Regions from separate parts of the Homo sapiens genome. Here region 1 is linked to region 2. A link is an interaction called in ENCODE POLR2A ChIA-PET data of the cell type or tissue named here. Cell type or tissue: HepG2. All regions are shown on one strand. Links, peaks and the distances in the headings refer to the core of each region. The heading gives the core; the rest is flanking DNA. Region 1 holds the start of LOC124901532 (small nucleolar RNA U13). Region 2 overlaps FOXF2-DT (FOXF2 divergent transcript).

Region 1 (15,619 bases), core at 4,833-12,832, 150 kb after region 2:
TCTTTCTTCGTTCATCAGAGTGCTCTTAGCTGCTCTTCCAGATGGTCTATAATCTGGGCTCACTTCAGAGTGGATTTCTCCCAAGGCCCCGCCTCATCCACTTATACGTATTCTCCTGCCCCATAAACAAACCACTTGGTGCTTGGTTGGCCGACCAGAATCCTTTGAGGTGTCTTTGGAGAGTTTTCTGACTTCTCATTCCTTGCCGATGCACCGTCCTGTGTAGGCTCCTCCCCGGCCCTACATGGCAGCCTGGCACCCAGGCCCTCTCAGTGTCTCTGGACACTGGCAGGCATGGCCGGGCTGAGCATCTTCAAGAGTGTTGTGGACAGGTTGTGTCGCACTTTCTTGGCATCTGCCATCAGCACTCAGCCTCAGCTTCTTCCCCAATTGTGGTTTTGGTTAATCCACCTGAGAGTCACCTTGGCCAGCATTTGGAACGGGAGGTAGCGACCTCCACACCAGCACAGATGGTATCCAGGCTATCTCAGAAATCCTCAGAGATGCCTGGAGCAACATTAAATTAGAGCTGAAAGGACCTTGGAGATAATAAATTCCAACCCCATCATTGTCCACATGAGGAAAATAAAACTTCCCTCAGAATCCCCACACCTGCCTCCTGCCCAAAGCTTTGATCCTCCTAACAGCCCCAGGTATTTATCGTGGAAGCCAGCACTGGCACCCAGGTGTTCTGGTTTCTAGCCCACAGTTGTGTCCTCAAGCCTTGCTTCCATCCTGACCTAAAGCTGTCACTGTCAATGGCAAGGGTTAAATGCATCCCATCCGCACATGGAAGAGATCGCTCCTGTGACTCCTGAAGCGTTTCCCCAGTTCAAGCACACAGCTTCAGGCTTACCCTGATTGAATCTTGGCCAGCTCACTCTCAACTAAGCCCCTGGTTCAGCCAGGCAGGAAATGACCTCATCAGGAGTGGATGAAAGGGAGCGTGACTGCTGAGCAGAGGAGATTGCTATGTGGCTGATGGTGCAAGACAGAGGCTTCCCAACAGGACAAACAGTTATTGGCTCTGGGAAACGATGTCAAATTCCCAATGACTCAAAGAGGGACAGATGTCTATATATCCATCCACAAACACTGAAAACCTTGGTTACTTTTTTCCTTCAAATTAGTTACTCACACTCCCCTTTCCTTATAGCATACCTTTCATTCCTTCTGAATGTAGAATGGTACAAGAGACAACTGATTTTCATCTAACTAGCCATTTGGGAAGATAATTAGAAAATAATGTTTGGGGAAGTAGCATATAGAATTAATTTTCGACATATGTTTACAGAGCATGAACTGTTTTATGTGCTTGGTGGATAAGTTCATGAACAAAATAAAGACCTCTACCCTTATGGATATATATTTTTTAAGAGATAGAGTCTCCCTCTATCACCCAGGTTGGAGTGCAGTGGTATGATCATAACTCACTGCAGCTTCAAATCCTAGGGATCAAGTGATTCTCCTGCCTCAGCCTCCTGAGTAGCTGGGATTGCAGGTGGGAGTCACTGTGCCTGGCTCCTCATGGAGTCATGATTTTTCTGATTTGATCTTGCTTGAGACATCTCCGTACCATTTCTGTGAGACCTGGTGGTATGAAATCGATAAGATTGTGCAGTTGGGCACTTCTCATCCATAACTGGTCATTGTATTCATATGTTCTCATGCTGCTATGAAGAAATACCCAAGTCTGGTAATTTATAAAGAAAAGAGGTTAATTGACACAGTTATGCCTGAGTAGAGAGGCCTCAGGAAACTTACAATCATGATAGGAGGCACCTCTTCACAGAGCAGCAGGAGAGAAAGAGTGCCAGCAGGGGAAATGCCAGACGCTTATAAAACCATCAGGTCTTGTGAGAACTCTGTCACTATCACGAGAACAGCATAGGGGAAACCACCCCCATGATTCAATTACCTCCCAGCAGGTCTCTCCCACGACTCGGGGGGATTATGGGGATTACAATTCAAGATGAGATTTGGGTGGGGACACAGCCAAACCATATCAGTCACTGTTGGTGATGCTTGGTTCTCTCCGGTGTCTCTGAGATTTATGATGAGCAATGGACAAATTGAACCAGGAGCAAGTGCAAGGCACATGTTCTTCAGAGCTTCACGGTCTACCTAGGACATCGTGGACCAGACTTCTCGACTGAAATGGAAAGGTTGTGCTGGTATTGCAGAAAGATTACAGATGAGGACCCCAAAAGCCCATCATAAAGTAAAATACCAAAAAGTCTTGTGTTTTATATTCAAATTTCCTGCAAATTAGGCATAGTCCTGTAAGTCATCCATACTTCAATATTAAAAACACTGGACTTGCTCTTAAAGTGAAAGAACATTTCTTAACACCCCTTCCCCTAAATCTTCAAGTGAAACTTGCTCTAAAAAGATGTTCTAGGTATATTGTATAGATTCTAATCTCCTGGTTTACCTGTGCTTATCTATAGAAGTAAAGCCTATTCTAATTAGAGAAGCATGGATGTCTGAATCTTTTACAAGACCAAATTCTGGGCACCAAAGTGAAGGGAGGTCTGGGTGAGAGTCATTATTCAACTTCGTCTGCTAGTTGTGTTGTCCCTGGTTCTGCCTGGGCCTGCATTCTCAGGATGTGTTCATCCTATAGGCAAAGGTGGAAGAAGCAAAAATTTAGAGCATTGAAGATAAATGAAATCCAATTATTTATCTTCTCAATATTCCAGCCTTCACTTACAACTTTTAGCTGTTAATTAGATATTTTACAAAAGTCTGTTTATTTTAAAGGCCCAAATGTTTGAAGACTATAAGGTCACTGTCAGTATATTTCTGGAGAAGAAATGTTTGTCTCTTGTCTTCAAGGTTGATGTTTATTAGTTTTCCCATCTAAAGACTAGGTCTGATGCCAACAAATCAGACTTTTTTTTCCTGCATCTATGATCAAGCACTTGAACATTTCCCCACGAATGTGGATGCGCCCTGGGTTAGAATTGTTTTCTGCTGTGAGCCAAGGCTGAGTTCCAGCTCTCATTTACCTGCAAGGAGGAGAGGGATGCAAAGGATCGTCAGTGGTGGAGAAGATGCCACTTTTTTGGCTGTTTTCCACAGCATTCAGATTCATATCTGAGTTCAACATGCTTTGTATGTTTTCCCCACATGCTGGGACAGGCCTGTTTTTAAAGACAAGGTTGAAGAGTGGAGAGAAGAGGCTTGTTTATGCACATGGTCATCAGTACAGCACAATCTGTCTCCAAAATGGGAAAGGTCCCCTCACTAGGGATGAGCTTCAGTTTTGGTCTGTCTCTGGATTCTCACCTACCTGATTTTCCACTCTTATCCCCCAATCTTGGGCCTGTCCTTTAACTGAAAGAAAGACACCCTTTTCTACCCTTTTGATGTTTCATCTGAATCCTTGGCAAAAGTATAGCTTATAATTTTTTAATTAAGATGCCTGTGTTTGAGAAGGTGGTGACAACTGAACTCCAGGCTCATCTGGTTTATCACATGCTCCAGGACAGGTTTGGGTCTGGGTTTCAATCAGGTCATAACATGAAGTCAGTATCTGTGATCATTGCATTATTCACAGGAGCAGAGGCTTGTGGAAATAAAGGGAGGCACTCCAGTCCCCAACACACCCAGTGTCTTTTCACTCTGTCATTGGACGGAAATTTCTCCCCACTGGATCGGGACTTGAAGATTTCGCGAGACTTGTTGCTTACCTTGCAAGAGATCGTCTTTCTCTTTGGCACCCTGAATAATTTTGACTCACTTGGACAAATAATTCAGAGTATTTACAGATACCACTTGACAGGGGATTTGCCAATACTTAGGCAAACTTTGGTTTGGTGTAACTGGTGGGCTGTCGTGCAAAGCCAGGAGGCTAGCAGTAGCTTTACTATAAGTTCCCTACCAAGGAGCAGTAACTCATTAAGTCCTTCACAACTTTTTCATTTTAGCTCCTGTTGAGTGGTAGGCAGCATGGTCCTGTGGGGTTGAGACTAGAGTCAGCTAAGTTTGATTGGGACAAGGATTGTGAAATCTGAGCCTGAGGCTCTCAGTGAAAGAGTCAGGCACAACACAGTAGAGAGAGGTCAAAGTCAGCCACGGGACAAATGGAGAGGACTGCAAATGACAAACTTATTTTGGAGAGATATGTGGTGTGCATTAGTAGGCATGGCTGAGAGTTCCCAGAGGCTGAGGCCATCCCTTTAAGGACTGAAACCATAATGTCAGCTGTTGTTGATGTTCATGTCCTACACACTGTTAAATATTGCTAAGCTTTGGGAGGAAATGTTGGCCCCATCATATGTCACAGTCAACCCGGGGCAGTCTCTGTTTATGCTGATGGTCCCAAGCTCATTATTAACAGCACCCCTTTCATTCTCAAAAGTCTACTTGTTTGGAAAGTGCCTGGTATGATCACACCAGATAAGGAAAGTGGATGTTGCTGCTTTCTTTTTACATATCAGAGATACCTCAAGCTTTGAGGTGCTCCTCTCCCAACTTTAAGGCTCTCTTAAAATATCTTTTTATATCTTTAATATGCTCACATTTTTCTCCACCTTCTTGAACATATGGAATGTAGTTATAACTGTTTTGATGTCCTTGTCTACTAACTCCTGCATCTATGTTATTTCTGGGTCTGTTTATGTTGATCAGTTTCCCTCCCGCTCATTGTCCATTATGTTCCCTTGCTACTTTGCATGTCTGGTAATTTTTGAGTGGATGGCCAGATGTAATTTTTATCTTGTTGGATGTCAGATATTTCTGTATTCTTTTAAGTATTCTTGGTCTGTTCTGGGACATACTTAAGTTGCTTGGAAACAGTTAATCTTTTTGAAGTTTGCTTTCAAGCATGGTTAGATGGAACCAGAACAGCCTTTGGTGCAGGGATTTTTTTTTTTCCAAGTCAGATGGGTGATGTGCCGACATCATAACGAGGTTTGAGGGAGGCACATCTCACACATGAGCAAAAAACCCAATCATCACACTTATGAACCACAAAAGAACCTGGTCTAGGGGTACTTTTTTCCTTTTGAGGGCACGACCATGTATTACAAGATTTCTCCACTCTGCTATGGGGACATCAAAGTTCCTTGCCCCTAGCTCAGGGATGATTCCACCCACTCACTCCTGATGGGTGCAGCTTCTTCACATCCACACCCTGACCAGTACTCAGCTGAAGAGTAGAGGAACCCCCTTTCCATCTCCAGACTCTCCTTCTGTGCAGGTCTCTCTGTGCAGCTCTCTTCCCTGTGAAGCTCTCTTTCCTCCATTACTCTCCTCTACGGGGTTAGCCAGAGTGTCTCCCTGAATTCTCACTTGTGTCCATAAACCAGTAGGCTTTGTTTAGATTCCATCTTTTTGCACCATCACTTAACTGAAAACGCTGTCCACCTGGTAAGCCGGGGCATCTCAGGGCTCACCTTGCTTGTTCCCCCTTTTCTCAGGAATCTCTGTCCTCTGCTGCCTCTTTTCCAGTGTCTGAAATTATTTAAAATTATTTCCATTTGTTGTTGTTTTTTAAGGTAAGAGGGTGAATCTGATCCATGTTACTCCATCATGGCCAGAAGTGCAAGTCCTGAGTATTGGGCTGTTTCAGCTTCTGTATCTTTGGGACTAATGCATTCTCTTCTCTAATTTCAGTGTCAATGTATCTTCTCCCTCTGCACTGGTTTTGCTAATGGTCAACACCTTAGCAGCTATTGCCTTAGATCCTCTTCTTTACCATCTTCTGTTGTTCTCTTCACTTGTTTAGTTCTTGTCTAGTTTCTCCTCTCATTCTTCCCAGCTTTTGCACAAGGTGGCTGGTCCTCCACAGATATCACCATCTGTGGGATCAGACCATAAATTTCTTTTTAGCAGATCCCACTGACAGTCCATTGGCTTCCACCTTCCAAATGTCCACATTTTTTGCCTGCATTTATTTTTGCAACAGTGTTCTGCCACTGCAGCTTCACCAGCAAAACAGCTATGGCCAGCCTGTCTGTCTGTCTGTCTGTCTGTCTGTCTGTCTGTCTGTCTGTCTGTCTATCCATCTGTCTTTCTATCATCTATGTATTGCCTATCTATTTCATCTATTATCTATCATCTGTCTATCACCTATCATTTATCTATACATCGTCTATTTATCAATCATCTATTTATTCTATTTGATCTCTGTATCTATCATCTATTATCTATCATTTATCCATCATTTATCTGTCCATCATCTATCAATCATGTATCTATTCAATTTCATCTATCATCTATCCATCATCTACTTACCAATCATCTATTTATTCTATCTTATCTATCCATCCACTGCCTATCTTTTCATCCATCCATTTATCCATTATGTATTTATCTTTCATGATTATTATTTTTACCACTGCTTCTCCCTGGCTGAAGTTGTTGTGCATGGAGGAAAGCTCCAGCAGGCTGGTGTCACTTTTTGTTAAGGGTTATCACCAGAGTGCAGTGCAGGGTGTGCCCATTTTCACCAAGGCTTTATGCCAGACACTGTTAGACCTGGGATATTTACGGATTAGTTTACCCTTCAGCTGATGAATCCATTTGTCCCTTTAGGCAATTAAATATTTCAGTTATGATCTTTATGTTATTTAAATCGTTGAGATCAGGCTTCCTTTTATTCCTCTTAGTTCCCTGTTGAAGTCCCAAACTCTGAAAACATAACAGATCATCTGTCTCTCACAATTGTTAACATAATAGATCATCTGTGTCTCACAACTGTTAAATGTGCCTATAAACAAACTCTCCCCGATGTATGGTGTCCCTTTTTGCTTTCCTTTCTTCTTTTCTAGATTAATTCATTCCACAAACTTTTATTGACCACCTATTATTGCATGGACTCTACTAGGTGATAGATACAAAGATGAGTAATCCATGTCTGTCTTTTGGGATGCTAGCTTTGAAGATGATCACAACCCAATATGGTAAGTACCACGACAGAGGGGCAGAGGTGAGCACAGGGTGCCACGAGAGGAAGGAGATGGGGGCCAAGTCCACATTTTCTAGCATTGACCTTACCTTATATAGGAGTGTGGAGGGGTTAGCAGGGAAAGAGTGTGACAGATATGGGAGGATAAGCACAAAGATGAGCGTGAAGGCCATTTGAGATAAAGTACGGAGTTTGCTTTGACTAGATTGTGGAGGCACAGGGTAGGAAGGACAAGGGTCAAAAATGGAGAGGGTGGGCAGGTAACAGATCATGAAGGATCTTATATGGCATGTGAAGACTTTTGGACTTTATACAGAAGTGTCTAGAGTCAGTGAGGTGAAAGGACCAGATTAGAGTGGAAAATGGATTATGTTGGAACAAGACTAGAGAAAGAATAACTGAGGGACTTGGTGTACTTGGTTTAATTCAGATGAGAAACAATGATGAACTAAAGGCACCACTGCTGGGTGGAGAGAGAGAGGGAGAGAGAAAGGGAGAAATGGAGAAAGATGAAATCAGGAAATATGCAAGGCAAACCTGAGAGAACTCAGTTGTAGAGGGAAGAAGATAGAGAGGAGTCCAAGTCCGAGGTGACCCTTGGGTCTCCAGCATGAATGGTTGTAAGAATACCTGGGCTATTCACTGGAATAGTGGATATTAAAGAAAGAACGTATTTGGACTACAAGATTATGAGCTAAATTTTGGATACTTTTGATATATTGAATTTGAACTGTTTGTGACATGTAACTGGAGCCATCTGAAAGCTAATTGGATGTATGGTTTAGCAGCTCAGTAGAGACTTTGGGAGTGATATAGCAGTCTTCAGCTTATAAAGGATAAGTCCAAAGGATGGTGGAGACTGGGGGTGGAGGCAGGTCACTCTCATGCAACAAAATTGCACTTGCAGCCTGTAATTACGTGCTTTCCAGATCTTTACTGTCTTATTTTCTTTTCTAAAGAGTTGTGAAAACATGACTTCTGGCATTGTCTGTCTTTGTCATTACATCTGATAGCTATAAGAATATTTAACAATGAATTAAGCAATTTTTACATTTATACTTTCAATCTGCGTATCTGCATTTTTTTCTGCTGGCTAGGGAGAAAGAAGGGTGTGCCAACTACATTCCTGCGTAAGGCTGTGTGAGGCGCTGCACCACACCCCTGCACACTCGGCTCCTCCAGTGGAAACGTGGAGCCTCAGTTATACAAGTGACCCTCACTGGCTTGTTGGGTGTTTTAGTTTTTACCCCGTAACACTGAACTTTGTTACACAGAATGTCCTGTGATTTCCCAACACAGTAGGTATCTTCCTGAGTTTCTCGACCGGTAGTTTCACATTGGTCAGAATTCCTCTGTTGGCCAAGCTTAATCTTACACATTGATTGTTTTAGTGACCTATTGATGTGAAGGTGGAGTTTTGGGACTTTACTCAGGTTTCTCAGTGCGGTGGTAGAAAATGACCTTGAAAGTGAGACAGATCTGGGGTTGATCCCAGCTCTGTGACTGACTGGCTCTGTGATGAAGGAAAGTCTCTAACCTCTCTGAGACTGAATTTCTATAGCTAAGAATCAAGGAAGAAATAAGGTTGTCATGGGGTTGTTGCAGGATCTGATGATACGCGTGAAGTGCTCAGTGCAGAGACTGAAACCTGCAGAAGAGCTTAATGAGCTGGTCATTGTCGATGTCATTTCTGTCATACTTACTCTGTGCTCTGGGGGTCAGTTTTGCTCAGTTCAACTAGCGCTTAGTGAGAACCTTGTGCTTTGCCCAGGCCTTGCATTGGTGTTCCTCCTTGGGGGTGGGGGAAGCACATTCTAAGTTTTAAGAAATGAATTAATATCCTCAAAGAATTTACCCTAAAGTTAAGTTAAATCGCCGTTATTTCCTACTTTACATTTCCTGTGGTACCCACTCCCTTCCTCCATCCAAAGGAAATATTTTAAAAGGATTTCCCAATCTTCTTTGGACTTTGGGAGAATTTTGGTCTACGGTGATGAGGCTTTCCCACTCCATGTTGCCATCTGGAATTCTTTGTTCAGGCTTTGGCCAGAAAAAACACCGCCACCACCACCAACACACTAACTTAGGAAAATAACATTTGGCAGGAACTTGGCAACAATAACCCTTTGTTGCCAGAATCCTTGTTCACAGTGTGGGTGGCTCAGATGGCACTTAATTAAATGTATTTCCCTATAAATTCTCACAGTGTGCTTATTTTCACTGATGTCTAATAACCACCCTATCTCTAAAGCAACCAAATTTCACAGCCTGCAAAACAGGGAAATCAGCCTGTGTAAATAACATATTGCTTTTGTTAGTACTCAGCCATATTCCTCATCATTCTGAGTGACAGTGGACTTATCTGTTATTATTTCCCACTGAATGCTTTGTCATTCAGTATTTTCCTACTACCTGGAGTGACTATATAATAAAAATAATACCTACTATTTTCAGTGTCAACTATGAGTCATGCACTGTACTGGGCATGTATTCATTATCTCAATGAATCTTCACCGTCTTTGTGATAGGTACCAGTATTCTCATCTAAAAGATGGGAAAAAATACAGTGACTCCATCTCCACAAAAAATTTTTTTAAACAATTTAGCCACGTGTGTGGCACACACTTATAGTTCCTGCTACTTTGGAGGCTGAAGCTGGAGGATCACTTAAACCCAGGAGGTCGAGGCTGCAATGAGCTGTGATTGCACCACTGCACTCCAGCCTGGGAAACAGAGCAACGCCCTGTCTCACACACAAAAAAAGGAAAAAATGAGGAAAAGAAGCCTGAAAAAGGTTAAATATTTTGCCCAAGAACGTACCACTGGACTGGGAGTGATGGGCCTGGCCAACACGGCAAAAACACGTCTCTACTAAAAAATACAAAAATTAGCTGGGCATGGTGGTGCACACCTGTAATTCCAGCTACTTGGGAAGCTGAGGCAGGAGAATCGCTTGAACCTGGGAGGCGGAGTTTGCAGTGAACCAAGATTGTGCCACTGCACTCCAGCCTGGGTGGCAGAGCAAGACACTGTCTCATTAAAAAAAAAAAAAAAAAAAAAGAATTTGGCAATTATTTTCAGCATTTTAAAGACACCATCCCATTGTCTTCTGGATTCTACTGTTTCTTCTGGAAGATCAGCTATCAGCATAATTGTTACTCCTTTGAGTATGATGTGTGCTTCTCTCTGGCTGCCTCCAGCCCTCACCCTCGGCTGTTTTGAAGATTCTCCTGTGTTTTTTATTTTCAGCATGTGTGCCCATGAGGTTTTCAGCAAGATGTCACTGTGATGTATCTCAATGCTTATTTTTTGCCTTCTGAATTTATTCTGCTTTAATCTTGTAGAGCTTCTTAAATCTGCAGATTAATGTCTTTAGCATTTTGGGAACATTTCTGGCCAGTGCCTCTGTAAATATTGTTTGTGTCCCTTTATTCCCCAGCCCCTTTTCCTAGAATTCTAATGACCTGTACATTAGACCTTATCACTGTGGCTTATGTTTTTCAATCTGTGTATTCACTTATTTGCGGTTTCTTTTTCTCCAAATTCTTTGCTTCTCTAGTTCTGAAGCCTCAGTAGTCCCGGATTCCAGGTTTTGGAGTGAAGCCTCCTGAACACTGAGTCTCTGCCTTTGTGTTAGTGTTGCTTGGGAAATAGCAGATGCTTGAAGGGGAGAAGCAAGGAATGACATTGGACTCACCTGTTGGGGGCTTTTTCTCTGGCATCGTTGCCCCTCCAGTACTGGCTGACTTGGTTATTCTCTGTTGTCTTTCAACAACGTGTTTTTTATTTTGTGCAGCTTTTGTAGTTAGGATGTAGTGCAGGACGGTCGGATTGATGCACGTCACTCCATCAGAGCCAGAAATGGAAGTTCTGGTTTAATAAGTTTGAGTTAGAAGTTCCGTTTCTTTTCTTTGGTCTCATTTTTCCTAGTCAGGTAATGAAATACATATTACAGAGGCCATAGTACTGAAATTAAAATTTTAAAAACTAGATTTTCATTCTAGAATCAATGGAAAATTGCTTTGCGATGATGAGCCTTCTGGTTTCAATTTCTTTGTCTGTAAAATGGACACGATCTCATCTACATCATTAGCAGGCTATTGTTTTTTTTTAAAAAAAGTTTTTTTTTTTTTCCTGACAAAATGCTCTCATTATTCTTCCTCATTCTTTTGTAAGTTAGCTCCACGGGGAATTGAGAAATGAATTCTTAACTAAAAACCTTACAGTAAGAGCCGGCGGCAGCAGTCATGCTTACACTGTGTCATGCCCGTGTTTACCACCTCCTCACCCTCAAAGAACATGGGGCAGAAGGGCGAGCAGATGCTAACTCAGTGTGCAGCCAGTCGGAGGGCAGTGGGGGTTCAGTTTGTAATACCCGTACAGGCTGGAGTCTGCACAGCATTCGGAAGAGATTTCAGGTATTTTCTAACAGGAAAGAGAAATGCGTGTGTTCACAGAGGTGACTCTTACCTACATGGAACACCTGCGCCCATTTCAGAAAACCACAGCGTTACGAGAGTGGATACGTGCCTGTTAATTTGAGCACTGCTAAGTACATAAATAGATGATCCGTTAATGTACACAGCTTGGTCGTCTCAGTAAGCCAGAATTGAGTCAACCTTTTTCCAGGTTAACCTAATCTAAAAATAACACTTTCATCTCTTATTAATAGGCTAGTTGTTATCTAATGTTTTGCTGTGGGTTCAGGGTTCCAGAATAAATCATGCTTTGATTACAGGGTGGATCAAGTTAACGTTGACTTACTCAGGATGAGGCTGGGCAGAGCTGTGGCCTGTCCCAAGTCTCATCTAAGACAGAACTCATCAAATCCTAGGTCTTGTTTATGTCATGCAGGAGAAGGTACAGAAATGCTTGTATTTTATCTGGCAAGAGGCACAGTGTGGCTGGAGCAGGGGAGGGAACAAAGCATCTAAAAATATTCTTTCTTGCTTTTAGTCCTAGTAAGAGATTTTGTCCCATTATTAATCCAAGTTATGAACTAGAAGGATTAACCCCAGGGGCAGGTACACATCTTAGGTCCACTGGTCCTCCATTCGCTTAAAAACCCCTCCAGGTTCAAGGTCTCTACTTCATTTCCATCTTGACAAAGTCTTGTGGACTTTTTTTTTTTTTGAGACAGAGCTATTGCCCAGGTTGGAGTGCAGTGGTGCGATCTCAGCTCACTGCAACTTCTGCTGCCCAGGTTCGAGCAATTCTCCTGCCTCAGCCTCCCGAGTAGCTGGGATTACAGGTGCCTGCCACCGTGCCCAGCTAATTTTTGTATTTTCAGTAGAGACAGGGTTTCACCATCTTGGCCAGGCTGGTCTTGAACTTCTGACCTTGTGATCCACCCACCTCGGCCTCCCAAAGTACTGGGATTACAGGCATGAGCCACCACTCCCAGCCCTTTTTGGGGGTTTTAAGAGACATTTCAGAGTATCTAAGTTACTGTCATTTTATTTTGAAATTACACAGGTAAGAAAGAGAGCAGGAAGCAGCCCCAAGAGTGGCCTGGCTTGGCCTCAGGCAGGGAGGCATGCTATATAGGACATGAGACATCTAGGGATCAGGTGATCTTGTCATCCACTCAGCAGTGGGTGACACTTTCTACACTGAGCTCCAACATCATGGTCAAGAGCTCCCTGATGTCTTTCCTTCTTAATCTCCTGCTACTGCTGCCAGACATCTCCCTATTCTTAAATCATTCTCTAAACACAGATTAACTGAACACCTACCCATGAGCCCATGATGGCTCTGGGTAGCTGGGATTCACGGGAACACATCCAAGTTGGTGTTCTTTCTGCAGTGTGCTTCTGCTTGCTGATATCCTCTGAGGTTCATGGGTTCTGTCCGCTGCCTTTGCTGTGTTTCGCAACTGTCTGCCTCTACAGGTAGCACAAACACTGCAACCCAGAGCATGTGGTGGTTCCTGCCAGTCTGTCATCTGTATTAAGCACTCACATTGAGTGGAGCTCTTATTCCAGGCTCTCTTCTGGATCATACTTGGGCCAGACACCAATATTTGGTCTAGTTCACTGTGGCCAGGATAGCAAGGTCTCCAAAGTAACTATGGTGACTTATACCTCAGGAGACCCTGACCAGGAGGCTCTGAGGGTGAGATGTGACGGGTGCTCTCCAGAAAGTGTCCATTTACACCATACATAGCTTGTCCAGCATGGTAGTGATCATTATCCAGACAACATGGAGCCAAGCGTGTATCATAATATAGAACCATCCCACCTATGTATCTGAACTGAGCAAACAAATTTAAAAAGTTAAATATCCAACTCTCTTTTAGGTTCCCTTCTGACAACAGCAAGGGCTTCTAATGTGAATGAGGCTCAGGGGAATCTGCTAGCTATCTCTGGCTTCCCTGGCACCATGCAAAGACATGCTCCTGTAGAAGAGAATATTGAAAGCCATCCAGACCCCAGCTGTAGCAGCACTGGAAGCCAGAATGGTTTTCTCATGGAGAATTCCTGAAGGACCTCCTATTGAGCTCACCTGAGTGACATGGAAGGATGACATGTGGGACAATCGGAGTGAACCTGGGGTGGTGAGAACACTGCAGGCATCCAGTGGATTCCTTTAAAGCAGGTTGCTCAACTGTGGTCCTGTTGACGTTTCGGCTGGGTGATTCTCCACTGTGGGGCCTAACCTGGATGTTGTAGGATGGTTGGGGGCATCTCTGGCCCCCAACCACCACGTGCCAGGAACATCCAGTGCTCATCCCCAATGTCTCCAGACACTGCCCAGGGTCCGAGTGCCATCACTTTCAACTGAGAATCACTGCTTAGAGGGAAGCAATTTGTGGATGAGAAGCATGCAGGCTGTGACTCACAATTTCAAACCAATGAAGTTCAACCTCAGACTGTTGCAAAAAAAAGTACTCCGCACTCACCAACAGTCAACATAATTTCATTCAGCCAAATCTTGTGTATTTGCTAGTAAACTGTGCACCGAGTGAATTATTTGCAGCATTATTTAAGACCCTGAATTAACATTATCTAACATGTTTGGAAGCAGGGCAGCCCTCAAATCTCTGGTTAATGTGATTTCAGGAAAACATAAATAGGTTCATAGTGTTTTACAGACCAGAGTGGGTCAAAATTGAGGAAGAAAATCTGCTACCAGAAATCTATGCAATTAAGGAAGCTACCTGTGACTGACTGCAGAAAAGCTCTCACGACGTGGGACAGGGAACATATGAGCTGGAAGCAAACCTAGGGAAAACAGATTCTGGATTTCTCATGTGTGTGGGGCTGAGCAGGAGGGAGACTTGGGCTTGTAGGGAGCCAGGAGCTCTGGAGAGGGGATGGAGGCAGAAAGAGCAACCCTCGGATGTGGAATTTGGGTGGGCTGTGGCTGTGAGTGAGCAGGTGGAGCCTGGAACAGAGGTTCCTGTAACCAGTCTCCCTTGCAAGAGAGCTGGGTTTGTCGGGGGAAACCAAGGTCTATTTCCCTTCATCTACCTCTCCCACGCCAGGAAGCAGAGCAAAATCACACATGTAACCCTGCAACTAGACCCCCGGGCTGTGTCTTACCCATTTTTCATCCTCTGTACCTAGCACGGTGCCTGGCACAGAGGAGGCACTCAAGGGGCACTGGACTGAACCCAGTGGCTTCAGAACAGCTCCCAGGAGAAGCTGGAGTGACTCCATTCAAAGGGCACTGGAAAGATGCCTGGAGTCCTTTTCTACCCAGGCACAAGCCTTTTCTTTATTGCCCAACTCTGATGCCTGAGGTAAAGCAATAGCATGACTGAATGTCTTTCACATTAGAGTGTAATTTATCCACATCAGCCGCAGCCTTTGATCTCACCAAGCTGAGAGAGGAGAGAAGTGATGAGGCGTACAATGTGTACGAGGTGAGTGAGGTGTATGTGGGCTGCAGCAGCTGAAGGGAGGGAAGGGCCAGGAGGCTGCGGGTGTAGATAGAACGTTCCCGTTGGGACTTGGAGGCCCTTGGCCAGCACATACAACCCAGGAGGAGAGATCTGAGACTTGGTCTTGCCATGGTGGGCCATGTTTTAGTATTGTCTGCGTTATCTGCTGGGGATAACAGAGCTTCCTACAGGCTCCTTGAGAAGTGCTTGTGAACCTCTCTATAGTCGAGGCTTGTGGGCCGTCTTGTTATGCCCTAAGCCTGGATCCGCTTGCAGGTTGCTCTCAGATGAACCTGAGTGATGGCCTGTCTTTTGTGGGTCTGCTTTTCGGGACATGAAGGCCAAGAAATGATTGTTCTGGACTGCATTTGTTTTGTTCGATGAACACAGACTTGGACCTTGTTTTTCTTGACTGTCACTGTCTCAAAGGTTTTAATCAAAGGCTATTTGGAAATCATGCCAGCTAATTAATGTTGATGAGGCAACAAGGGTGACTCTTCCTTAGTGCCTTAAACCTTTCACCTGAAACACAAACATGCCACATTGGAGCTTTAATTGTCAAGGAAGATGAAAAGTATACCAAACCATTTGCTGGGCAAAGGCCTCCTGTTGATATAGGCAGCAGGAACCCACAGGCTTGTGCAATGCAGGCTTGTAGCTGCAGATCCATTTCTCCCCAAGCACGCTGCCCCATTGAAAGTGGGTAAGTGATGCGTCTGATCTCTAGCAAGCTCCACCGGGAGAGCACTGAAATCTTAGCCAAGTAGCCCTGTCTCTCCGTTGTTTTCATGGAAAGCCCTACTAAAAATCAGACTGCA
Region 2 (15,619 bases), core at 4,892-12,891:
ATGCTATTCAGTTCAACTATACCCTTGCTGATTTTCTGCCTGCTGGATCTTCCAACTCCTGATAGAGGGGTGTTGACATCTGCAACTATAATAGTGGATTTACCTATTTATTCTTGCAGATCTATCACTTTTGGTCTCATGTATTTTGACACTATGTAGTTAGTGCATACACATTAAGGATTGTTATGTCTTCATAGAGAATTGACCCATTTATCATTATGGAATGCTCCACTTTATCCCTGATAATTTTCCTTGTCCTGAAGTCTGCTTTTACTGAAATTAACATAGCTATGCCAGTTTTCTTTTGCTTAGTGTTAGTGTGGTATATCTTTCTCCATCCCCTCACTTTTAATCCATCTGTGTCTTTTTATTTAAAGTGGGTTTCTTATAGATGATATATAGTTGGGTCCTGACAGTCTCTCTCTTTTAATTGGTTCATTTAGACCATTCACATTTAAAATGATTACTGACATAGCTGGATGAATACCCACCATATTTGTTACTGTTTTATATTTGTTGCCCTTGTTTATTCTTTCTTTTTTCTTTTCTTTTTTGTCTTTCACTCTTTTTCAGTCTTCTCTGGTTTTAACTGATCATTTTATATGGTTCTATTTTCTCCTATTCTCTTAGCATGTCACTTACACTTTTAAAAAACAACTTTTTTTAGTGGTTGCCCTGGGTTTACAAAATATAGGTACTTATTCCAAGGCATTCTTGAGTAACACTATACCACTTCATGGGTAGTGCAAGTACCTTAGAGTATTCCCAATTCTCCTCTCCCATTTTGTATAACATTTCCGTCATTCATTTCACTTTTCCATAAGCTACAATCACAGAATGGCTTTTTGCTATTATTTTTCGAGCAAACTGTTATCTTTTAAATCAATTAAGAATAATAAAAATTAACCCGGGTGCAGTGACTCACACCTGTAATCCCAGCACTTTGAGAGGCTGAGGCAGGAGAATCACTTGAGCTCAGGAGTTTGAGATCAGACTGGGCAACACAGTAAGACCCCATGTTTACAAAAAGTAAACCAAATTAGGTACTTATGGTGGTATGCACCTGTAGTCTTAGCTACCAAGGAGTCTGAGGTGGGAGGATTGCTTGAGCCTGGGAGGTTGCAGTGAGCCTTGAGATTGTGTCACTGCAGTCCAGCATGGGCAACAAAGTGAGACCTAAGAAAAGTTTAAAAAACTAACCTTCACTTAATTGCTCTCTAATGTTCTTCCTTTCTTAATGACTTTCTTCCCTGTATCATTTTCCTTTTCTCTGAAGAACTTCTTTTTAACATTTCTTGCAAGGCAAGCCTACTGGAGATAAATTAATCTTTATTTTTCTGAGAAAGTCTTTATGTTCTTTTACTTTTGAAGAACAATTTTGCAGCGTACAGAATTCTAGTGTGTTGTTATTGTTATTTTTCTGTCAACACTTTAAATATTTCACTACACCTTCCTTGCTTGCAAAGTTTCTGAAGAGAAGTCCTGTGTAATACTTATCCTTGCTCCTCTATTGATAAAGTGTTTCTTTCTCCTTTCAATATTTTTCTCTTTGTTTATGATTTTCTTCTGCTTAAACAGGATGTACCTAATTGTACAGTTTTTGGTATTTACTCTGCATGGTGTTCTCTGAGCTTCTTGGCTGTAAAGTTTTGTGTCTGTCATTAAATTTGAAGCATTACCAGTCATTCTTGTTTCAAATGTTTCTTCTGTTGCTTTCTCTCTTTTGTCTCTTTCTCATATTCCCATTATGTGTATGTTACAGCTCTTGTAATTGTCCTACAGTTCTTGGGTATTCTGTTCTATCTTTTAATTTTCTTTTTGATCTTTACATTTCAGTTTTAGAAGTTTCTACTGACATATCTTCAAGTTCACTGATTCTTTCCTTGGCCATGGAGTTTATTGATGAGCTCATCAAAGGCATTCATTTCAGTTGTAGCATCTTTGATTTCCAGCATTTTCTTTGGAATCTTTCTTAGAGTTTCCATCTCTATGCTTACATTACCCATTTTTTCTTGAATATTGCCTACTTTTTTCATTAGAACCCTTGGCATATTAATTACAGTATTTTTTAATTCCTTGTCTGATAATTCCAATATATTTGCAATATCCAAGTCTGGTTCTGATGCTTGCTCTGTTTCTTCTGTGTTTTTAGAGTTTTCATACACATCCTAATCTCTTGTTAAAAGCCAGGCATGATGTGCTGGGTAAGAGACACTGGTACTGGTTCCTGAAGCTGTTTTCTTTCTTGGGCCTCTGCTCCAGTACAATGTGAATCTCTGTATTTGCCTATCTGTCTCTCCATTTTGGGGGCAGCAGTTTTCCCTGGGACTGCAATTCTTTGATGGATCTAAGAAGAGTTGTTGATTTTCAGTTTGTTTAACTCTTTTCTTGTTGTGAGGATGGAAGTGATGATCGCTTCCAAGCTCCCTACATAGTGGAGTGGAAACTGGAAATCATCTACCTATTTCTACTATTGAAGTTGTAGAAACATGAATAAACAAAATTTGTGACTAACGTATGCTTTTACTATCTGAATGTATACTTAGAACATTCTCTTGAATTTGTGTGTCATTTGCTGGTACAGGATCTTACGAGAATAGAGGATGTGGCATTGTGAAGCAATGCACAGAAATGAATGGCTTACAAAGAATGACTTGAAGACATGCTAACAGATGGCAAAGAAATAATTTAAACCTAGAGATGAGATCTCCCTTGGCATGCTTCTTGTTTTGAGGAAGAAGGAAAGACAAGAAAGTACCTTTATTATATAAATATCAAATATACTTTTTTGGAAGTATGATGTTCAAATTTGAACATTCTATACATGAGAAAGTCTTGACTAATACATGGTAAAAAATAGGGCAGTCACTTCTTTAGTACTGGCACTGCATGTTGGTTAAATAAAGTAAAACATTATATTTGGTAAGGTAGAAAACCAGTTTTAAATTTATTCATAATTCAGATTTAATTTTTTGACTAGGTAATACTTGCACATGCTGCCAATTCAAAAGGGACAGAGGCAGTGATGGCATGTCCTCTTGGCACTGCTGTCTCCATCACCACACCCCTGGAGTCAGCCAGGCCACTGGCATGTGTGTGCTCAGGGCTGCCCTCCGGGTATGATAACACACACACCTGAGTGCCTGTAACAGAGTGGGTGCCCTTCCCCCTGTGCAAAGGTACTATGCTGAAATGCCATTCTACATCTCACTTTTTAAATTTTTTTACTTAAAAATACATCTTGAAGTATTAAGGGAGGCAAAGTGATGAAGAGCAGGTACTGTGTGTGGCTGCAGCAAGTGTGGGCAGAATGGGGACTTTCAATCAACTCATCTGCAGACCATGTAGAATGGTGCCAAATTAGTGTGACCTCTAAGACCCCCAGCAACCTCATGCAAAATGTGAACCTCATCCTTCTGGCCAGTGACTACAGAACATGAACAAAATCCCACACCAAGTCCACACTGCACCATCCAAGGGCAAGATCTTACCCATGTCACACCGTGATGCAGCAACAGTAACCTTGAATTTGGAAAGAATTCCTGGGCTGGTTTTGATATCACCCTTGGCCTTGGAGGAAAATACGCAGCTGAGGCTAGGATTGTGCCAGCTGGGCGGAACACTTAGGTGGTAGCTACTGAAAATTACCCTCAGATAGAAGGGACTGCCTGCATCCTGACCTAAGCACGGTGACCAAAGAAGAGTGAATGACTCAAAGCTGCAGAAATCCCTTCAGTCGGCAGAGTCTGTTGGGGCAAAATCAGCTGACGTTGGTGTCAGCTCAGCCACGGACTCTTCTGAATGAATCACGGAGGAGGATCCTGCAAAATCCAGTATTCCCTGAGATCCTGGAGAACCTTTTGGGCATGGACTCAGAACTGTTGGGAATGTTACAAGTTCCCTGGCCTCCAGAACATGAGGGAGGGCTACAAGAAGTGAGGTTGGAGGGAAGGGTCCAGACGGCATGAGGCAGGCTGGGTTAAATTCATTCCCCACAGCAGCATTTCAATATTAAGGTGCACAGCACGATGACTTGACGTACATATACGCTGTAAGATGATTACCACGATCAAATTAGTTAACCCGTGCATCACCTCATATAGTTATCATTTTTGTCTCTTTTGTGGTGAGAACAGTTAAGATTGACTCTCTTATCCGCTTTCAAGTGTACAGTTCATTATTATTAACTATAGTCACCACGCTGTACAATAGATCTGCAGAACTTATAATTGCAAGTTTGTCCCCTCTAACTAACATCTCCCTAGTCTCTCCACCTCACTGTCCCTGGTAACCAGCATTCTACTCTCTGCTTCTATGAGTTAGACCTTTAATATAAGTGAGATCATGCGGTACTTGTCTTTCTCTGTCTGAATGATTTCCCTAAGCATCATGTCTTCCAGGTTCATCCATGTTGTCACAAATGACAGGATTTTCTTCTTCTTAAAGGCTGAATAGTGTTACATTGTGTGTGTGTGTGTGTGTGTATATGTGTGTGTATATATATGTGTATATATATATATATGTCACATTTTCTTTATCCATTAATTTGTTGATGGACACTTAGGTTGATTTCATATCTTGGCTATTGTGAATAGTGCTGCAATAAACATGGAAGCGAGCTGTCTCTTCAACATACTGATTTCAATTCTTTTGGTTGCGGATTGCTGGATCATGTGACACTTCTATTTTTAATTTTTGGAGAAACCTCTATACTCTTTTTCATAATGGTCATACCAGTTTTATTTGTCATTATACCTACCTCAATGAAGATGGAATAAAAGACAAATAAATCACTTCAGCCAACTCACTAGGCTGTAAACTTCATGTCTTTCTGCTTATCACTGTAGCCCTCTGTGTCCAGAATGATATCTGGATTAGCACAAACACTCAATGGGTATACATTAAATGAATGAATGAATCAACAGATGAGAGATGTACCTTTAAGAACAAACAAGTTTTAAAAGTGTTACAAATTTGTTCTTCCAAGTAGTTCAAAACTACCAATAAAATCTGTGTAAGTTCTGGAGATGGATGGTGTGGTGATAGCTGTGCTACGCTGTGAATGGACTTCATGCCACTGAATTGCATAAATAGTTAAAGTGGCAAATTTTATGTAATGCATAGTTTACCACGATAAAGTAAATTTACTTTTTAAATGGTAAAGTGCATAGGCATCATTTAGGAATCTTATTAACATGCAAATTCTGTTTCAGTAGGTCTGATATGGGTCCTGCCACTTTGCACTTCTAAAAAGCCTTCAGCCTGCCCACACTAATGGCCAAGGATCAGCCCGAGTAGCAAGACTCCAAATGAAATCTAAATAAAGCTGGAGATTTGTTTTCTTTTTTGTTAAATCTCTGTCTCCCCTACCTATTTACCTTAGAGACTGCTCTGAACCAATGCATTAAGAATTTCCTCCTTCTTCTTCTTATTTTTTTGAGCTGGGGTTTTACTCTGTTGCTCAGTCTGGAGTACAGTAGTGCAATCATGGTTCACTGCAGCCTCGACCTCCCTGGGCTCAAGTGATCCTACCACTTCAGCTTCTTGAGTAGCTGGGACTACAGGTGTGCGTCACCATACAAATATTTTCTATTTCATATTTTTTGTAGAGATGGGGTTCACCATGTTGCCCAGGCTGGTCTTGAACTCCTGGGCTCAAGAGATCCTCCCACCTCGGCCTCCCACAGTGTTGAGATTACAGGCCTGAGCCACCACACCTGGCTCCTCCTTCTTATTTGAAGGCTGTATTCGCTTTCCCTCATTTATTTCACCAGTCCCCTGTTTACTGATGGACAGTTAGGTGGACTCTCATCTTTGCTCTTACAAACCAGGCTGGAATGAATAAACTTGATCACAGGCATATTGCATGTATCTATGAAAAGATGTGAGTTCAAGTGCAGGAATGCATATGAGCACACTTTTGTGCTGAAAACTATGATTATTTTAATTAGTGATGACAGCAAAGATCACACTTTTTTGAAAGGAGGGTTTTATTTTTGACTCAGACTGAGCTGGCAGTCATCCGAGACCCTGTCATTTCTGCATGTGGTATTATTTAGCCACATTATCTTTCCCATCTTGTTCTTGTGCAATTGTTTTTCTGAAATCTAACTGTGGGATTGATTTACATAGCCTGTTAAATTCCATCTTGCTGGCTTCGGACTGTCGTTCTCACCTGTCAAGATAATTTTGGTTGTTGACTTTGCCATCTAATATTTCCCCCACCCGCCTGGGTTTATGCTATCTTCACATTCAGCAAGCACATTATTGCCATCCATTGGTTCATTTGGTGACTATTTATTGAGTGCACTTTGACATGCCAGGCATCTTTTTTTTGTTGTTGTTTTTGTTTTTTGAGACGGAGCCTTGCTCTGTCGCCCAGGCTGGAGCGCAGTGGTGCGATCCCGGCTCACTGCAATCTCCGTCTCCCAGGTTCAAGAGACTCTCCTGCCTCAGCCTCTCAAGTAGCTGGGATTACAGGCAAGTGACACCATGCCTGGCTAATTTTTTATTTTTAGTAGAGATGAGGTTTCACCATGTTGGCCAGGCTGGTCTTGAACTCCTGACCTCAGGTGATCCACCTGCCTCGGCCTCCCAAAGTGTTGGGATTACAGGTGTGAGCCATGGTGCCCAGCCACCAGGCACCAATCTAAGATCTGGGCATACAGCGGTGAACAAAACAGGAAGAAATCCCTATTTTCCTGGAGCTTTCATTCAAGTGTGAAAGACACATGAAACAAAGATAGGTACATATGGTAAACTCAGTAATGCCAAGTGCCGAGGAGAAAGATAAAGCAGAAGAGAGAGATAAAAGAGGAGAGGACTTTTTTTTTTTTTTCCCAATTTTAGATAGGGTGGCTAGAGAAAACCTCAAAGGAAGTGGTAACATTTGAGCTGAGATCTGAAGGTGTTTCTATCCAGTTCATTGGAAAACATGGTGGAAAAGAATTCTTTGATGTGTCCCTATAGGTCGATGTTAATCCATTAACTGGCACCTTTGGGTTACAACTGATTAATCCACGGAATTTCTCTGTAACTTAATTGTCTAACCTACATTTCTCTATGCCATCCTTGAAGATATTTTCGGATGTATTAGAACTGGATAGTCAGTGTCTGTGGTGTTTCCCTGATGTAGTCTAGTGAAACTCTCACACAGGGAAATGAGATTAATGTGAAAAGACTGTTTTTCTCTTGTCAACTTGGAGTCGCTGTTAGTGGTTACTGAGTGGCACAGCTGAGCAGGGCAGGCCGCTGTGGGCGAGTCAGTTTCCGTGGGCCATTTTCCATCTTTCTTGACCTCTTCTATAAAGTCCAGGCAAAAAGACCCAATCCTCTTACCAATGCTGTGGGAAATTAATTCTTTTCCCTAGTACACTTTGGCAAATGTAATTCTGAATAACAAACCACTCCTTTAGCTCACTCATTTCAGCCCAAACTGAAGGTGTGACCCTTCATTGACATCCCTCCTCTCTTGGGCGCAGCTGCCTCTTAGGGGTTGAGACTGTGTGCTGGCAGGTAGCACTCTCCAGCTGTCTTGCTGTTATCTTCACACTTACCTGCAGGCTGCAGTGTTGCCATGATTATCACCCAGCCCATGCACCAGGTTGGGTTTTCCAAGTGTACAAACAGGTTGGGTGGAGGTTTCAGGTAGACACTGAATTCATAGAGCAGACAAAGAAAGCATGGGAGGTTAGCTCTGAGTTCCAAGAATAAAGTAAAGCCAAGTGCCTTCATGAAGCCCCCATAATGTTTGTAATAAAGCTCACCACTGGGCTTTCTGGCCTCAGTTTCTTCATCTGCAGAATCCATGGGCTAGCCGTGATTATACTTAAGGCTAATACTTTACCCTGAATATTCAGGTTCTAGGTATATGCTTCATTAAAACTATCTAGGGCCTCAGAAGTTTAGAATTCTGATTTCGCAAAATTCTGATAAAAAATAAAATGTGTGAACATGAGGGCAGCAATCTTGGTAATAAGGAAAAGCCTGGGGTAGGGCTGGAAACCTCGTAGGCACAGAGGCCCTCCAAGAGGTCCCTTCCCATTGATCGGGCCGGGCTAGGGCAGTCACAGCGTGCTGGTCTGGTGGAGTTTATGCAGCAACACAAACAAGAAACGCAGCAGCAGGGACAGAAAATCCCCATGAAGTCTGCCTTCTGCAACTAACTCTCGGTCCACCCCTCTCCACATCTTGGTCTTCCCTTCCCAACCCCATTCACATCCTTCCAGGGGAGAACGTGCAAGAAATTTCTCCTTTCCTGCAAGCAAAGGAATCCAGTAGTGCCACCTTGGTCAGAATGGCCCTTTGTTCTGCTGTTTAATGACTAATTATGATGCTATGAGAGGCATACACAACTCTGGCAGAGCCAGGCCCTCCTGCTCCAGCAGGGCTGAGCGGCTGGAAGTGTGTAATCTTCGGAAAGCTGTGACTGCGACCTGGAGTTGCGTAAGAAATAATTACAGAATCCAGCCAGGGCTTGCTTCTTGCCACAGGCTCCAGGCTTTTACCCCCGGTAGCTTTACATGCTTGTTAATTTTTAAACTGTCGAGTAGTAGCAGAATATTTTGTAAGCTTCAGTAATGGTTGCAGAGTTCAGTTTGGGGCAAGGAGAGGAAAGGGAGGGCGGGGGAAGGAGGTGAAGGAGTGGGTCCCATTTGCTTCCAGAACAGTTTTGTCTTTCTGCAAGCCTTGGTCCTGTGGTAGGCCTAAACTTTCCTCCTTTACCATAGAAAAGGAGTTTAAAAACAAACATACAAGCCTTGTTAAAGTCTCTCAATTTTTAAAAACCAGTTCTTTAAAAAAAAAAATCCTTTGCAATACTCATTATCTTATAAAAGAGACCTCATGTATGATTTTAATCTTAAAAAGTAAGTAAAAAAAAATTCATGTAGCTTCTGGTTAGCTACCAGAATCTTAAGGAGAAGAAAGAAAGATTTTTATCTGTGAAAACTCCTGCATGCACTAGCGACAAAGCCTGATGCTCTAATCTGCTCAGACGGCCGAAGCTTCCAGTCTGAATCCGTGGCAGGCAGCCTCTTGACCTCCAAGCATCGGTCTCTTCTGCAAAATCAGGGCGCGTCCTCTGTTGGTCTGTGTACTTTTGTGGCGCCTATCACTGTGGGATCTGGGCTCAGAGACAAAAACATCAGGCAAAATACAAATTTGTGTATTATGGAAGGAAATGCCGTCTGGCTCCCTGGAGTCACCCTTGGCTTACGTGCAGTGAGGACTTTATCCCAGGGTGGTTTGCATATAGCCTAAGAAAAAGTGTGGACGAAACCAACCCTAGAGACTTCCTTGTTTTCATTTATAAAAGAAGCAACAAGTTAGTGTTTGTGAAGTTGGGTAAAATTACTTAAGTTTTAAAATGTGCTGCTAACTGTCTCCATTGAAACAGGTAACGGCCTTCTACTCAAAAGAATGAGGAGGTTTCTTCTCTCTTCCTTTCCTTTCCTTTCTCCTTCCCTCCTCCCTCCTTTAAACCTTTATGCTTTCCTTCCCTCCTTTGTTTTCTCCTCCTTTTTCTCTTTTGTATTCTTCCCCAAATAGTAAACTATGTTTGTCTTAATAGTAAAGTAATGCACATTAATGATAAAAATGACTTCTGCCAAGTAGAATACAAGAGTGTAAGGTAAAAGATAAAATGTTTTTCCAAAGATAAAAGACCTCTCCAGCTTTACCAGATACACAGAGGTAACTGCAATTTAAGTCTTTCTTAAAATCTTTCTGAAAATTTCCTCTGCACGTGCAAACTTTCACACAGACGGATATATATCTATTTAACCTTCACTGCAAATGGGGTCACACTCGATGTATTGTCCGCAGCACACTTCTCCTCACTCAACAGTGTATCTCAGAACCTTTCCACAAGAGCATAAGAATCCACCCATGCTTAATAGTCCATTGTGTGGTTTGTATCATAATGAATTTAACCAGTTTCTTAAATTGATATTAGCAAGTTTTCTCCCCCCATTTGGGGAGATTACAAACAATACAGCAAGACGTGTCCTGGTACCCTTGCACTCTTTGCACAGATGAGAGAACAAACCCTTAGGCTGAATTCTTAGCAATGAAATTGCTGGGTCAAAGGGTATGTAAATTTTACATTTTAATAGATATTGCCAAATTGCCCTGTGAAAAAGTTATATCAATTTACAACCCTATCAACATTATATGAACTGCCTATTTCCTCAAAACCTCACCAACTCCATGTGCTATGAAACTCTTAAATCTTTGCCAATAGGCAATAAATGGCAAATGATTATTGCTGTAATTCATGTTTCAAGTAAGGAAGACAACATTTTTTTGCATTTTATGGACTATTTGCATTATTTTCTGGAATCTGGCCTTGACTACTGTTTATTTTTATTGTATTTTTTTTTTTTAGTTTTAAAAATTGACTTTAAAAGCTTTATCATTACCTTTATTTGTCAGATAGGCCACAAATATGTTTCTCATTTGTCTATTGCTTAAACAAATAGAAGTTTACATTATTTAAAGACTCACACTTACCCACCTTTTCTTAGAAAGCATTTGGGGTTTGTGCCATGCACAGATGAGCCCTGCTTCTACAAAAAAGACTTAGGACTCTTCCATGCTTTCTCCCAGAGTTCTTATGGGCTCGCTTTACACATAGAAATCTTTGCTGTTTTAGACATGTGTTCTGGTGAATGGAGTGAGATGAGGACTGGGTTTGAGAAGATTTTGTTGGCTCCACATGGTTTTGCAAATCAACCTGCTGCTCCAGTGATGACATGCTGCTGAGGGAAGGTTTGGTGGTTCCTGGGAAGTTGAAAGGATCTGGGCAAGCTTTTTGTAAGATCCAGCAGAAGCTTACTCTCTTCTTCTTGCATAGAATATTCTGCTATTGGGCTAGGCGTGGTGGTTCACGCCTGTAATCCCATCACTTTGGGAGTCAGAGGCAGGCAGATCATGAGGTCAGGAGTTCGAGACCAGCCTGGCCAACATGGTGAAACCCCGTCTCTATTAAAAATACAAAAATTAGCTGGGCACAGTGACGCGCACCTGTAGTCCCAGGTACTCAGGAGGCTGAGACAGGAGAATCACTTGAACCCAGGAGACAGAGGTTGCAGTGAGCCAAGATTGTGCCACTGCACTCCAGCCTGGGCAACAGAGCAAGACTCTGTCTCAAAAAAAAAAAAAAAATTCTGCTCTTATTCTGGCTGACCTTTGAAGGAGGTCTCACAGAGTACAGGGAAAGATAGCAAGAAGATGGTGAGAGAAAAATGGAAAACTGAGGGCTCGTGGAGGAAAGGGAGAAACACAAACTTTAAATGGGATTAATCACTTATGTGCATAAACCTTAGAGCTAATAGGACCTATTTCTATTTTGACAATGTAAACATAGAAGACAGAGAATCACTGAGCTGAAAAAAACAATTGAGCAGATGAATTATCTTCATCTTTTTCCATCTAGTTATGCTTGAAAAGAAAATAAGGAGATTAAAAACTTTTTTGTTAGTCTCATTTCAATAACATTTTTGCATTGTATTTTTTGGTTTAACAGATTATTATTATTATTTTTTTTTTTGAGATGGAGTTTTGCTCTTGTTGTCCAGACTGGAGTGCAATGGTGTGATCTCAGCTCACTGAAACCTCTGCCTCCCAGATTCAAGCGATTCTCCTGTCTCAGCCTCCCGAGTAGCTGGGACCATAGGCGCATGCCACCACGCTTGGCTAATTTTTGTATTTTTAGTAGAGACAGTGTTTCATCATATTGGTCAGCCTGGTTTTGAACTCCTGACCTCAGGCAATCTGCCCGCCTTGGGCACTATGTAATCCCATAGTGCTGGGATTACAGGTGTGGGACACCATACCTGGCCAACAGATGAAAATTCTTATGGGAGAGTCAAGGCATCTCATTCGGTATACACCCTAGGTTTTTAGTGTTCCTCCTATAGTTTCTAAATGTGTGGGGTGTTTTCACTTTAAAGACCAAGTAAGTTAATTGCACTAATCAGTAATATCAGAGGTTTATATTTCTTGGCATGAATGGTATGACATGCATGTTGGCAAAGACCTATATGGCTTTGATTTGCAACATAAATAATCCTGTAGATCAAATTCCAGGTAATTTAGTTAAAAGTTACTGAAGGTATTTCCCCCCAAGTGTCTACCTCATGGTAAACTGTGTAATTTGTACAACAATTGTAGGTTGATTGATGAGGATTTGACTTCCTCATTAAAGGTTAAGGTGCACTTTTACTATTATTAATGCTGATTACCATTTGTTGAGTATCCACTCTGTACCATATACTAAATATTTACCATACTCAACAAATAGGTTTGGGTGTGCAGTATATATCTATATCTATATATAGATATAGATATATATAAATTAGAATTTCATCCTAATGTCCTACAAGGCCTGCAAGCCCAGGTCCATTGGATTTACCAGACCATTATATACACTAATTAAGGAAACTCAGAAAGCCAATACCGATTAGTAAGATGGACACCTGAAGCAGAAGCAGCTTTCCAGGCCCTAAAGAAGGCCCTAACCCAAGCCCCAGTGTTAAGCTTGCCAACAGGGCAAGACTCTTCTTTATATATCACAGAAAAAACAGGAATAGTTCTAGGAGTCCTTACACAGGTCCGAGAGACAAGCTTGCAACCCGTGGCATACCTGAGTAAGGAAATTGATGTAGTGGCAAAGGGTTGGCCTCCTTGTTTATGGGTAGTGGCGTCCGTAGCAGTCTTAGTATCTGAAGCAGTTAAAATGATACAGGGAAGAGATCTTACTGTGTGGACATCTCATGATGTGAACAGCATATTCTCTGCTAAAGGAGACTTGTGGCTGTCAGACAATCGTTTACTTAAATATCAGTAAAATATTACTTGAAGGGCCAGTGTTGTGACTGTGCACTTGTGCAACTCTTAACCCAGCCACGTTTCTTCCAGACAATGAAGAAAAGATAGAACATAACTGTCAACAAATAATTGCTCAAACCTACGCCACTTGAGGGGCCTTTTAGAGGTTCCCTTGACTGATCCCGACCTCAACTTGTACACTGATGGAATTTCCTTTGTAGAAAAAGGACTTCAAAAGGTGGGGTATGCAGTAGTCCTTCAAAATTGAAGAGCTTTAGACTTGCTAACCGCTGAAAGAGGGGGAACCTTTTTATTTTTAGGGGAAGAATGCCGTTATTATGTTAATTAATCTGGAATTGTCACTGAGAAAGTTAAAGAAATTCGAGATCGAATACAACGTAGAGCAAAGGAGCTTAAAAAACACTGGACCCTGGGGCCTTCTCAGCCAATGGGTGCCCTGGATTCTCCCCTTCTTAGGACCTCCAGCAGCTATAATATTGCGACTCTTCTTTGGACCCTGTATCTTTAACCTCCTTGTTAAGTTTGTCTCTTCCAGAATCGAAGCTGTAAAACTACTAATTGTTCTTCAAAAGGAGCCCCAGATGCAGTCCATGACTAAGATCTACCACAGACCCCTGGACCGGCCTGCTAGCCCATGCACCGATGTTAATGATATCGAAAGCACTCCCCCAAGGAAATTTCAACTGCACAACCCCTACTATGCCCCAATTCAGCAGGAAGCAGTTAGAGCGGTCGTCGGCCAACCTCCCCAACAGCACTTGGGTTTTCCTGTTGAGAGGGGGGATTGAGAGACAGGACTAGCTGGATTTCCTAGGCTGACTAAGAATCCCTAAGCCTAGCTGGGAAGGTGACTGCTTCCACTTTTAAACATGGGGCTTGCAACTTAGCTCACACCCAACCAATCGGATAGTAAAGAGAGCTCACTAAAATGCTAATTAGGCAAAAACAGGAGGTAAAGAAATAGCCAATCATCTATTGCCTGAGAGCACAGGGGGAGAGACAATGATTGGGATATAAACCCAGGCATTTGAGCCGGCAACAGCAACCCCCTTTGGGTCCCCTCCCTTTGTATGGGAGCTCTGTCTTCACTCTATTAAATCTTGCAACTGCAAAAAAAAAGAAAAGAAAAGTATGACATCCATTATTGAAATACATAAGGAACTCAAGCAACTCAATAACAAGAAAACAAATAACCCAATTTAAAAATGGGCAAAAGACATGAATAGACATGTCTAAGGAGACTTACAAATGGCCAAGAAATGGCCAACAAGTATATGAAAAAATGCTCAACATCACTAATCATCAGGGAAATGCAAATTAAAACCACAAGGAGATATCATCTCATACCTGTTAGAATGGCCATTATCAAAACCACAAAAGATAAATGCTGATGAGGATAGGGAGAAAAAAGAACCCTTGTACACTGTTGATGGGAATGCAAATTAGTACAACCATTATGGAAAACAGTGTAGAAACTCCTCAAAAAATTAGAAATAGAACTATCATAGGATCCAGCAATGCCATCACTGGGTGTATATCCAAAGAAAATGAAATCAGTATGTTGAAGAGATCTCTGCACCCCCATGTTCATTGCAGTACCATTCACAATAGCCCAGACATGGAATCAACCTAACTGTTCATCAGTGGATGAATGGAGAAAGAAAAGGTGGTATAAATACACAACGGAATACTATTCAGCCATAAAGAGAAGGGAATCCTGTCATTTGCAACAGTGTGGGTGAACTTGGAGAACATTTGGCTGAGTGAAATAAGCCAGGCACAGAGACAAATACTGCCTGATTTCACTTATATGTGGAAGGAATCTAAAAAAGTTGAACTCATAGAAACAGAGACTAGATGGTGGTTAACAAAAACCGTGTGTGGGGATGTTGGAGAGATCTTGGTCAAAGGGTGCAAAATTTCAGTTAGGAGAAATACATGCTGGAGATCTGTTATACAGCATGATGACTATAGTAAATTATAATGCATTGTATGCTGGAAAATTGCCAAGAGAGGAGATCTTAAATGTTCTCACCAAAAACAAACAATAAGTATGTGTTGTTGGGTATGCTGATTAGCTTGATTTAATCACTCCATAATGCATGCATATCAAATCATCACTTTGTATACAATCATATATAAAATAAAGAACAAATCAATCTTTAACCTGAGCCTGGTGCTGTACAAACCCTCAAATATGGGAGACCTGCCCTTCTATGATCCCTGCTTCATTTATTGTGGCATTAAAAAGTTCCTCTCATAAAGGAGACTATTAATCTCTCTCTATCTCACTCTGTCTACCTCTGTCTCCCAGAATTAATTCTAGGTGTAACTTTAGGTGATAGAAATGCAGAGTCTTCAGGATGAACCAGACAACTTTATTATGCTCTTAGAATTCAGGTTTATCAACTGTTCATTTCCATCCCTAAATAATAACAGCTAAATTTAAGTAGTGCTTACTATGTGTCAGGCACTGTTCCAAGAACTTTGCATATAATCACTCATTTAACCTTTACAAGAATGCTGTGAGGTCATTACTATTATTATCCTCATTTTATGGGAGAGGAAACAGGCACAGAGAGGTTACCTGCTCAAGGTTACAACAGATGACACATGGTTGAGCTGGGATCCAAATGTGGGCAGGCTGGCCTCAGAGTCCATGCTCTTAATCACTGAACTACATAGCCTCTTCACTCTCGAATCTTTAACTTTAGAAATCAGCTCTAGGCACGAGAGCTGTTACTGGATTGAAGATCCCATGGTAGGA

The links. Peaks named below come from ENCODE experiments on the same cell type or tissue, not always from the same donor. Only the 100,000 strongest peaks of a DNase experiment are listed, where the experiment ranks them.
Region 1: POLR2A ChIA-PET joins it to region 2 with 7 read pairs; 2 of 35 experiments call an interaction of 5 or more read pairs at or near these places.

The regions. Positions count from the first base shown.
Region 1 is chr6:1,175,885-1,191,503 of GRCh38, reverse strand. It overlaps LOC124901532 (small nucleolar RNA U13), which reads right to left and starts at 4,986; the gene lies at 4,884-4,986. In HepG2, for the core only: a CTCF peak has its summit at 8,631; DNase peaks (open chromatin) are centred at 8,243, 8,613 and 12,793.
Region 2 is chr6:1,328,391-1,344,009 of GRCh38, reverse strand. The region is part of intron 1 of FOXF2-DT (FOXF2 divergent transcript); the gene reads left to right. Among named protein-coding and RNA genes, the nearest start is that of FOXQ1, 24 kb to the right of the region's middle. In HepG2, for the core only: a CTCF peak has its summit at 7,572; DNase peaks (open chromatin) are centred at 5,798, 7,589 and 8,439; H3K4me3 peaks cover 1,599 bases.